2 separate regions of the Homo sapiens genome follow, and region 1 is linked to region 2. Evidence: chromatin contacts called from ENCODE Hi-C or POLR2A ChIA-PET data. All regions are on one chromosome and are shown on one strand. The core of a region is the stretch at or near the end of the contact, and the rest is flanking DNA. Distances in the headings are between cores, read along the strand shown.

Evidence for each region. A loop is a pair of places that touch in the nucleus more often than their neighbours do. ChIA-PET counts read pairs that join two places held with the same protein, here RNA polymerase II (POLR2A). Pooled maps may share reads with other maps.
Region 1: a pooled map shows a loop between it and region 2 (2.8-fold over the local background). The contact joins the promoter of FLJ32255 here to the promoter of IL7R in region 2. A Hi-C loop is called at or near these places in 4 of 50 pooled maps. POLR2A ChIA-PET finds 5 or more read pairs at or near these places in 2 of 52 experiments (CD4-positive, alpha-beta T cell and naive thymus-derived CD4-positive, alpha-beta T cell).

What each region holds. Positions count from the first base shown.
Region 1 is chr5:42,991,394-42,997,530 of GRCh38, reverse strand. It overlaps FLJ32255 (a long non-coding RNA gene), which reads left to right and starts at 4,198. Exons shown (of 2, transcript NR_104643.1): 1 at 4,198-6,137. It overlaps LOC105374746 (a long non-coding RNA gene), which reads right to left and starts at 5,256. Exons shown (of 3, transcript XR_007058755.1): 1 at 2,284-5,256; 2 at 669-1,322. RefSeq lists enhancers at 4,030-4,324, 4,594-4,723, 5,024-5,233, 5,574-5,723.
Region 2 is chr5:35,855,330-35,860,919 of GRCh38, reverse strand. IL7R (interleukin 7 receptor) reads right to left here and starts at 4,029. Exons shown (of 8, transcript NM_002185.5): 1 at 3,861-4,029; 2 at 1-68. The coding sequence starts at 3,942. RefSeq lists an enhancer at 1-227.

The DNA of each region.
Region 1 (6,137 bases), core at 2,949-5,448, 7.1 Mb before region 2:
TGGCAAAAGTATTAGAATAGCAAGGGTTAAAGATGCAATGGACAAGGAAATTTGGTTATAGCTATGGCGTACAACAATTTAATATAATGATCATAATTAGTTCTGATAACATACACTAACATTTCAGAATCACAGGAATCTCATACGATTTTGTAATACATACTAATAAGACATTCATATAAATACAATCTAAAGAAAGTTAAATATCATTTCATATTTGATAATGCATCTTATGTGATCTTATTATGCCAAATAAGCCAAATATATCTCTTTGGATTTCAGGGGACTTAATGTCAAAAAAATTAATGAGGTAAAAAAGACCGAATTTAGAATTGGATTTTAGAAAGTTTGTCAAATACTTAAAACAAGGTCAATGTTTAAAACACTTGATATCACAAAATAGAATCACAGGTCATTGTAAAATAAGTCAGTCATTTAGTCAAAGTGGTAACTCAAATATTTCAAAAACAAAAAGGCAAAACCTTTTACTCTTTGAGACTTACTTTCCCAAAAAATAAGACCTAATGAAGATAGAATGAAGCCAATTAAATCTATTTCTCAAATCTTATAGACAAGTGTATTAAATTTTAATCATCTTGACCAGAAGCAATAATTTTATAAACCTTTCATAACGTTTTATAATGTTTAAAAAAAGAATGGGTTAATACCTCAAGAAAACATTGCTAATCTGACACAGGGGCCCACAGGCTGGTCTTGCATCAGTGTTCCTTTTATATTAATCTTTATAGGCTGGCCATTGTGGCTCACATCTGTAATCTCAGTACTTTGAGAGGCATAGGTGGGTGGATTCCTTGATCTCAGGAGTTTGAGACTAGCCTTGGCAATGTGATGAAACACTGTCTCTACAAAAAATACAAAAATTAGCCAGGCATGGTGGTACACACCTGCAGTCCCAGCTACTCAGGAGGCTGAGGTGGCAGGATCGCTTGTGTCTGGGAGATGGAGGTTGCAGTGAGCCAGGATCATGCCACTGCATTCCAACCCAGGTGACAGAGCTAGTTCCTGTCAAAACAAAACAAAACAAAACAAAACAAAACAAAACCACTGTTTATAGAGAAATACTGAACTAACTTTCTCTCTTAAAGTAGGTCCTTACAAGTCCAAACACCCACTTCTTCTGCAATAGTCCCTGGGACTAGGGGGTTGAATAGTTTAATTTTCTGGACACAGGTCTTGTGAATGCAGCTTCTTCTGATTTTCATCTTCTCTTAGGTCTGAAGATGAGGCTTCAGTTGCTGTTAATGTTTAAGATTTAGTAGGAGTTGGTGACCTTTTTCGACCCAGGAGTGAAAGCCCTGTAACTTGGTAACACAAAAACGTTAAAAGAATTACAGAAAGTTATGTAGATATAATAACCTTTTTTAATCTCAGTTTTTCTAAGCAAATAAAAACCTAGTAATAATTACACAGGAATTATTTTGATAAAATGTACAGTATGTTTTTACCTTTTTCCTAAATAACCTTTGAATTAGATAAAACTATTTTCCTTTTAATAATAACACTTTTTCTTTGGAAAAATGTTTGCCTACAGTACTTTTGTAAAGTTGAGAATGACCCAGACATTTAATGACTACCTATTATTTCATAAAATATAACTCTAAGATTTTTTTTTTTTGACGGAGTCTCAGTCTGCCTAGGCTGGAGGACGGTGGCACGATCTGAGCTCACTGCAACCTCTGCCTCCGAGTTCAAGAGATTCTCCTGCCTCAGCCTCCTGAGTAGCTGGGATTGCAGGCATGCATCATCACCGGCTAATTTTTGTATTTTTAGTAGAGATGGGGTTTCACCACTTGGGCCAGGCTGGTCTCCAACTCCTGACCTCAAGTGATCTGCCCATGCTGGCCTCCCAAAGTGGTGGCTCACACAGTAATATCACAGTCTTCTGAATTCAAAATAGGCCGAGGCTGGAGCTCAGGCACCACCTCTGCGGAATCTCAAGCAGGCTTCACATAGCCAAGAAAATGTTGCTCCATCGCTTAATTAAGCCTCAGAGCAGGAGGACATAAGCGTTTGCGCTGATTGACGAGATGAAGCAGAACCTTTAGCACTACCATCAGCCTGGGTATTTATGCTCTCCGGAGCTCGTGGGCAGAGGGCACCCAGATATTATGAAACTCAATAGTAACGAATGCACGAAAATTAGTAGACAAATGAAAACCGGTAAAATTCTAGAGAGCACATAGAAACAAAACAAATCGTAATTCCGACAGAAAAACAGCGAGAAAAGAAGTCGAAATGAAACGGATACTAAGCAAACCTTACAGAGAACGAGCGCTACAAAACGCAGGGATTAAAGAGTTCTTCAGGGGCCAAAAACCATCTGTGTCCGGGAAATGAGCATTGCTGCCACCGGAAAACTGTCCGCTAGGTCTCTGCACTGCTCTGGACCTCGCTAGCAAGAATCTGGCGGCGCTGAGACTCAGCAAGCGCCGGCACCTAGCGGATAGCGCTGGTATTGCCAAACAAATATCCGTTTAGGCGCCATAACGGTGCTGCTAGAAAGAAACTGCGGATTCTTAGGAGGGGTGCTTCCATCCCGAAACATACTGTCTGGAGGAATGGACCGACTCTGTTTAAATGTGTTGTGACGTTTTAATGTGTTTTAATCCGTTTAATGTGTTTAATCCGTTTAATGTGTTTTAACACGTTTTAATGTGTTGTGACAGGAAAAGAGCCGGCTAACGGTATTACGGAAGTACTAGTTGGCACAGAGGCTCGGTGCAATTACCGTTCTGCACCGTAAAACGGGTTTAGGAAGTTCCTAGGAGATACTAGCGGTGCCAGAACCGAGAAAGTGACGACACAGACAACTTATGGACTCCGCGTACGGGAAACGTTCCGTTGGGCGCTAAGAACGGTGCAGCAACTGAAAAACCGCTCAGTGGGCGCTACTGGCAAAAGCGTTGCTGCAAAACCGCCAGCTCCGCATTAGAAGCAGAGCCGCCAGACAGAACCCGGGACCTGAAACCACCGAAGCGGAGACCGAGCTTGGCTCCCCAGCTCCTGAGAGAATGCAAGTCAAGGAGTACGAAGCTGTGATACTCAAAATTAGTAGAAGAAAAATGAATAACATTTAAATAAGATAAAATTTTAAAATAATAAATTCTAAAATTCAAATAAAAAGGCAAAGCAAACACACTGGAAACTACCGGTAGCATTGTTCTCAGAGCAAAAGACACAAAAAGAGCATTTAAAAATAAGCAAAAATTAGAGAGAACCAACCCTACAAAGCAGAAATTACAAGTATTGCCAAAAGAAGCAATTCTGTGATTAGGATATCCCTGTTAGATCTAAACCGGTACATGTTACACCTAAGTCTACATTTCTTAGGACAAAAACAAAAACAAACAACAACAACAACAAGAAACCAACAAAACCCAGTCATGGTTAAACCTGTTTACGACTAAAAAATCGTAGTAGCTGATATATCCCGACTTGGTCCACAAGAGGAAAAAGTCGCGTTCGGCGGAAATTGCTATCGTCAAACCGAGCTTCGTAAACCAGAAATCGCTTTTGCCGGCATTTCCTGACTTCCATGGGAGTTTAAAAAACACCAACATAGCTAAGGCGGGACTTGATGTTGCGCAGCTAGCCTTGGTGTAAGAGCTCCCAGGCACTGCTAAACTGGTCATCGCTAAACCTAAATGAATCGCATTCGCTGGTACACAGATTTCTACAGGAGTTGAACATCTCCTGCGCAGCTAAAGCAAGCCGTACTAGTAGGAAGCCGGAACTTGCCACGACTTAGAAACTTGAGGCTTTGGGAGGCCAAGGCGGGTGGATCATCTGAGGTCGGGAGTTTGAGACCAGTCTGGCTAATGTGGCAAAACCCCGTCTCTACTAAAAATACAAAAATTAGCCGGGTGTGGTGGCGGGCGCCTATAATCCCAGCTATTTGGGAGGCTGAGGCAGGAGAATCACTTGAACCCGGGAGGTGGAGGTTGCAGTGAGCCGAGATCGCCGAGATGGCGCCACTGCATTCTAGCCTGGACGAAAGAAACTCTGTCTCAAAAAAAAAAAAAAAAAAAAAAAAAAAAAGAAAAAGAAAAAAGAAACTTGAGGCAGGGCTAACTCTGCGTTTGTTATGATTAGGCTACAGGAAACCCGGAGTTGCTGGGAAATGAGTCACAGGGTCACTCAGCCTTTCTGTGGCGAAACATCGACTTCCTACGACCTAGAAATCGCCGCCAGGGCTAGGCTGGTGTTTGTCCTAAGTGGGTACTTGCTTGGGTTGAGAAATCACATTTTGGCTATTCCCCGACTTGAACCAGGGGATAGAAATCGTAGTCACCGGCTGGGCGCAGCGGCTCATGCTGTAATCCTGGCAGTTTGGGAGGCCGAGGCGGGCAGATTATTGAGGTTAGGAGTTCGAGACCAGCCTGGTCAATATGATGAAACACCGCCTCTAGTAAAAATACAAAAATTATCCGGGCGTGGTGGCGAGCGCCTGTAATCCCAGCTACTCAGGAGGCTGAGGCAGTAGAATCCCTTGAACCTGGGGTGCGGAGGTTGCAGTGAGCCAAGATCGCGCCACTGCACTCCAGGCTGGGCGACACGGCGAGACTCTGTCTCAAAACAAAACAAAAGGAAAAGAAGAGAAAAGAAAAAGAAACGCAGGCACCCTGAAATCGAAACTTGTTAGGACCAACAAGCCAACGACAGACGAATCTGCGGGGTCCTGCGACAGACACGCCAGCCCCGCCGCCACAGCACAGGGTTCTGGAGGTCGAGCTGTTCTGCGGGTTCTGCGGCGGCGCTGGGAAGAGACGGCGCCCGGGCAGCTCCCCTGTCACCGGCTTGGAGGAGCGGCGGGCTCCCCTAGCCCAGCGCCGCCGCCGCCGCCCGGGAACGCCAGGCTCACCCCAGCTGGGGAAGCTCCGAATCCCTCAGATCGGCGACCTGAGTGCTGTCGCCCCGAGAAAATGGAGGCATCGAGCAACGAGCTGTGCTGAGACCGAGAGACCTCAGTTCTGCGAAATGTCGGTGCCTGGAGCTTGCGAATGACTGCGGCCGGCGGGTTGTCAAGGACAACATTCCTTATGGCGCAACCAACAGCGCTGTCACCAAGAAACTGGACTCTGAGAAAAAAGAGGGTTTCGGCCACCGAGAAACTCCGTGCCACATGTGCCGTGACAGCAAAACCGCCCGCTCCGCGCCGCTGGTGAAAGAGCTAACGAACGCCAGGTGCTGCGACAGTGACACCGGGACTAGAAGGCCTCGGATGGAGAATGGGACGCCCAGAGCAAGCAGGAAAACGTTTTGTTTGGCTCAACTAGCGCTGTCGCAACCGGAAAACTGTCAGGCCAGTGCTGCTGCGGATGTGAGAAACCGGTGATCCGAAGGCGGAGTGGCGCTGGGCGCTGGACTCGCTGGTGTGAAAATCTGGCTGCTCTAGGACCCGGCAAGCGCGGGCACCAGGCGAACGCCAGCGACTTTGCCAGACAAATGCATGTCTTTTTTGGTCGCCATTCAAAGATGCAGCCGGCAGTCAGCCCCGGCTCTGAGAAACAAGTGGAGGTGTCAGCCATAAACCCTCCGTTCAGGGAAAAGAGAGTCGCTGCGACGGATCGACTGGCCGTTGGGTGGAACTTTCTTTGGTGGCCTAGTGACTAGAAAATAAAAACGAAAACGAAATAAAAAACTGCTACTGACATTACTCCCACGCTCCCTCCTCAAGTCAGTGGCTTCAGGCTTAAGAAAACCTGTATTTTTCTTGGCTGATCCGTGATCCCTAATTACTGAGGGCCCCGCGACCCACCAAGTGCGATTCGCAGAGGGAAAGGAGCTGGAATAAGGATCCAGAATGGGACGGATTTGGCTCCTCCAGGAAGAAAGCAAAACAAATGCAGGTCGCGAACACTTTACATTGCAGGAAGCTGCTCTTCCAGTGGCCGCGGCTGGGTCCTTCCACACCACCTCTCTGTCCTAGGCCTTCGTCCCGGTTCAGCCCTCACGGATTCTAGGCTAGCGGTCAACAACCGCATCCCTCCGGAACCTGGAAACTCTAGGTCCGAGATCTCGGTGAAGAATGAAAGGCACAGCGCCGCTCAACCCAGGCTTCAGGCCTGCCCCGCTGGTCCCGTCCCTTCCCTGTGGGATGGAACTCTGTGGGAATC
Region 2 (5,590 bases), core at 2,780-5,279:
TCCATTCACTTCCAACTGGCTATAGCATGAGAATGAGTAGTCATCCAGTTCTGCATCTTCCAAGTCTCCTGGGGAGGAACAAACATGCAGCTGTTAATGAAACAAATAAATGCATCCTTTTGAAATATGGCATGACCTTAATAAAATAGCAGACTCTGTGGCAGACATGAAATAGTAATGGATTATGTAGTATTCAAGGAAGAAAAGCCCAAGGGCAAAGACAAGAAAAATGCTTCAAAACCAACCAACCAACAAAAAACAAAAAACAAAAACGCTCAATGCTAACAGAGTTTTCCAATAGAAAAAAAAAATCCATCATAATGAGTAAGTAACCTCCAAATATTTCTGAGTTAAAGAACCAGAGGCATTGAACACATTCTTTTCTGTATTTAAACTGGAGTTTTTTCTGCTACATTTGTTACATTGATTGTTCATATTATTTCAAAGAAGAGACACTTTATTTCCATTATCCCCATGCTACCTAATCTCACTTTTCACTTTATTACAAATCATAATTTATTCCCTCCCTAGTATTTTTTTTGTCTTAAATGAAGGACAATGATAGCTATCTTGCAGTCAGAATTTTGCTTTTTTAAGAGGTCACTTTCCCTTGCCTAAAAAGGCATCCCAATTAAAAGTGGCACTGATTATTTCCATTGTCTTAAGCTACTGACTGAGACAAACGTGATTAGGGAAAAAAAATTAGATCTGGCAGGACTCCGATTTGGTGAAACTTCCTGTGAATGTTGTACATACTGCTTCTGTTCTTATAGATTCTTCTATAGACGCAGTATCTGATAGATTCTAGCAGGATGCTGGAAGAAAGTGGGGAACCAGATTTTTTTTTTTTTTGCTATTACTTTTGGAAAGTGTGATCTGTCACACATAGTATTTGGTTTCTTAAGCTGTTTTGTAGACCCTATAATGAAATCTACATTTTGTATGTATGTTTTACATGATAGAAAGTGAGGCTGGAATAAATATGTCAGAAAATATACACCCACTGGGACCTGAGAAAATCTGGAGTAAGCAAAGCCATTCTCAGAGTGCTCAAGTGTGAGCCTAGGACTGCTTCCATGTATTTTTGGTTCATCAGTACTAGAAATTAGATGCTTCCAAGGCTTTACACTGGAGACAGAATATACTAAAATCAAATCCCAGTTGATTGTCCCAGAGACCAAGGGCTGTCCGAATAGCACTTTCTTTACTTAAATAACTCAGTAGGGAAAATGGGAAAGTTAATAAAGCTGACTGTGAATGGACCAACCAGTTGAATGACAGGTTGGTTCAGTCAAAGCAACAAATCTCAAACAGCCCTAGCTAGACCATGGGTGTGGGCACTGCTCACAACCACAGGCATTTGTTTTTCTGGCCATTCCCAGAATCCATCCAGTTCACAGTTCTGCCACCAGCAAAAGCTCTTTATGTAGTTTCAGCAGGGTATGGCCCTCCTTCTGATGACAGCACGAAATAATGAGAGACAGCCCACTAATTTTGTAGACTTAGATTTCTTCCCTGTGCAGTGGTAGCTTTCTAAATGCAGTGGTTCTGACCTTACATGGCAGTCCTCACACTGTCCTGACATTTTCTCTTCCACCAATTCTATACACAGAACATGTATTATTATTTGGATTCAGACATCCTGTGGGTCGGCTTTGTCTTCACGATTCTTCAATAGAGACAGCACACTCTAGCAGATGTCAGCACCCACATAACAAAGGACTCCCACTGCCACTCAGTCTGGCAAAGCATACAATATACAATGAGCCATTTATACACTGTTTCCTGCACCTAAAATGGCTGTGTTTTAGGAAGCAGCTCACTGGCTTTTCAGTAGATATTATGGGGCAGAGTTGCTTTGTAACCAAGAAAAATTCCCTTCAATGACTTATAAAATGTGATGGCATTTTACAAAAAGAATATTCTACATGACGTGAGCTGAAAAATTCTTGGCTAAGAGTAGTTAATGTACACAGTGGTTAAGACCTGTGGTGTTAGAGCTGGACAGATGTGCGTTTAAATTCTGGATACTCTACCTGTGGTCCTCTGTCAGGTAGGCAACTTCTCTAAGACATGTGTTCTAATATGTAAACTCGTGCTATGAGCAATCACTGAATGGATATTTACAAAGAGGTAGCTTAGAACACAGTAAGGATTTAATAGGGATTAGCTATGAGTATAATATTTTCTGAGAAATAAGTAATGAAAAGGTAAAATAAGAATTCTAATTCTGAAAATATACATGAAACATTTGAGCTTCTCTTTAAAAAGTTTATGTCAATTGACGGTGTTATAATTACTATGGTTTTGAAATTACATAGAGCTTTTGAATAATGAGTTAATCTATTATTCTTTAAATGCTCAATAATTAATATTATTCATATTTAAATAGGTATCTAGACATATTTATCCATAAAAATTTAAATTGTGTGGAATATGTATCATAGGCAAGCCAGTGTCATCTAGAAGTCTTCTTCCTACTGAATGGAGTTAGTTGATTAATAGTGTAAATGATTTGGATTTTTAAAAAGTATCCCTTTCTTCTCTTGATCATCCTTGTGATGATCAGAAAATTGACAACTTTCAACAAGCAGCAACTGAATGTGAATTCCTATACCCCAAACTGGGAAGTATTTTGACGTAATCATGTGAATAGGGTAATTATACATCTTCTAAAAAATCTGAAACTTAAAAAGTTGGAGTGAAAACCCAGCTTTCAACTAGCATTCTTATATATTTTAAAAATAGTATGATCACCAGGGTGAACTAGTGAGTATAGATGACATGAAAGAGAGTAAGATTTATGTTTCCTGCCTCCCATCAGTCTTTGTGGAAATCCAAGGCAAAGTTTAGCATAGAATAATAATCATCCCCCATAAAGTGAGTCATATACTGTAAAAAATGTCAAACTCTCTGACAATTCCCTTAATGAGAAAATTCTAGGGATTTCCATCCTTCGTAATTACATGACTCAAAATGCATAAGCTGAGTCATTAGGCTGATGTGTTTGATATTGTCTATAGCCAAATAGTTTTTAACTCTTAAAGAGAAAGGGCTTAATTTGCAGGAGCAAGTTGATGGTCTAAATTCCCACATGCCTCCTGCTGCTGTTAGAAGCTTCTGCCTAGTTTTGTTATAATTACAATGTGTTTATGTATGGGCAGGGTTGGCTTCTCGGTACTAAGTTTTTTAGATCCCAAAAAGAATTATTACATATGGCCAATTTGTTGGTGTGGAGGCAATTCAGTGTATTTCAATGAGTAAACTCATTTAGATCTTTCTCTAGTCAGTTATTTACTTAAAATCTCACATAAATCTCTCAAAACTAAAGTATTTTGAAAACACTTTCAAAAGTTATTGGATGTCTACTATATTCTAGCCACTGATTTAGGTGCTGAGGATATAGCACTGGTCACTGAAGACAAAGCTATTGCTTCTGTACATTACCTTATCCTGAAAGTTATGCTTTCAGGATTTCTTAAAAAGTCAAACAAAATGAATCCAGTTTGATCTCCTGACAAGGTAAAATTACTTTGGACATTTTCCTACAAGTACAGTCATAGCATCTACATGAGCATTCTTTTTGTAAGAGCAGAGTAATCATTCAACATTTAAGATCTACACTTGGGAGTGAAATGCATTCCTTCTTGAGAATACTGAGGTCTTATAAACCACCCATAGTATTGATCCCCTGCCCCCTGTCATGGTGGTTAAACATTAAAAAAAATGACTGAATATGTGGGAAATTCTCAAACTGCATTCAAACCCAGTGCCTGACTCAGGTCTGTTAGGGAACTGAATAACCTGAAACCATGCTACAGATAATCCAAAATCCATAAGAAAACTTAGAAATGACTCACCATTTTGAGCATAGCCACTTTCTCCAGAAACGACTTGAAGTAAAGAAAAAACCATGCCAAAAGTTGTACCTAGAATTGTCATTCTGAGAGAGATAGAGAGAGAGAGTAGATGTGTGAGCCAGTGTGTATGAAATGAATGAGAGTAAGAGGAAGGGAGGGAGGGAGGAAGACAGAGAAGCTTAGATCTAGGGCTTTATACTTATCTAACCACAGACAAGGGAAGTATAAACACAGCAAAAAAGAAGGCAAGTTCCAGAAACAGGAAGTCTGAGTAAAAGTATTGCTGCTGTAAGCAGAGGTCAAGGACATGAAGAGACAGAGCCTCTGAAATTATTGTTCCTCCTGGATATTCCCTGCAGCCCCCACACTTACTGTGCTTACATCAGAGTAAGGCAGTAGATTCACACCTAGGCTCAAGCTATCTTAGGCTAGAGGCTACTTTATTTTTTTAATTTTTATTTTTTTGAGACAGAGTCTTGCTTTGTTGCCCAGGCTGGAGTACAATAGCATGATCTCGGCTCACTGCAATTTCCACCTCCCAGGTTCAAGCAATTCTCCTGCCTCAGCCTCCTGAGTAGCTAGGACTACAGGCAAATGCCACTATGCCAGCCTAATTTTTGTGTTTTCAGTGGAGACGGGGTTTCGCCATGTTGGCCAGGCTTGTCTCGAACTCCTGACCTCAAGTGATCTGCCTGCCTCAGCCTCCCAAAGTGCTAGGACTACAGGCATGAGCCACCGCTCCTGACTAAGGGCCCACTTTAAAAGAATCTGAAGACAAAAATTCAAACTTACAAAGTGAATCAATTGGTTGTTTGGAGTGAGTTTTGATTTAAAGAAACAGTCTGCACTATGTGAAGTACTTTATTGTGGGTTTATTTTAAATAGCTTACCTCCAACTTCCAAGTTTCACAAGAATAGCAGTTTTTCTCTTTTGTTCTCTGTGTATCCCTGGTATTTACTCATATCTTACACACCACAGTAGGCATTCAAGAATTATTTGTTTAGGGCAGGGGCTGGCAAACTATGACCTAGGGAACAATTTTTTAAAAAATTATTCATTTATTTTTTCTTTTTCAAAAGATCTTTTTTTTTCCCAAGTAAGCCTTGGGACCAAATTTAATCTACCACCTGTTTTTGCAAATAACGTTTCATTGGAATACAGCCTCACCCATTTGTGTATCATCTACAGCTGCTTTTATGCAACAATGGCAGAGCTAAGTAGATGAGATAGAGATTGTATTGTACAAAAGGTGTAAAATCTTTACTATCTGACCCTTTGTAGAAAAAGTCTGCTGACCTCTTGTTTAAAGGATAAAGTAGGTACTTTCTTAGTGTATTTAAAACAGGATTCTATTTGTGAAAATTTGATTGCCACACAACTTTTCAGGTACACATAGTACATATGAACTAAATTAGTGCCTAGGTATATGGGGCAGAAATCTGAGACCATGGCATAGAAAATTCAGACTCCCCCAAACCTGAATGCCAGTCAAAAGCCTTCCTAATATGGCCTCATGGTTAAAGTGGTGATATTTGTAAAGCCTGACTGCTTCTTGGTAACTGTTAGATTTTTTTTTCTTTTTCTTGAAAAAAATAATCTAACCTGGATTCAGGCCATAAAACTCTATGCTTGATTCACAGTGGCTCTCTTTTGGAAAAATGCCACAAGACTGCAGTTATAAGGTGAGGAGTGCAGAGAAACTAAGTGATCAGTGAGTTATGAACTTCTG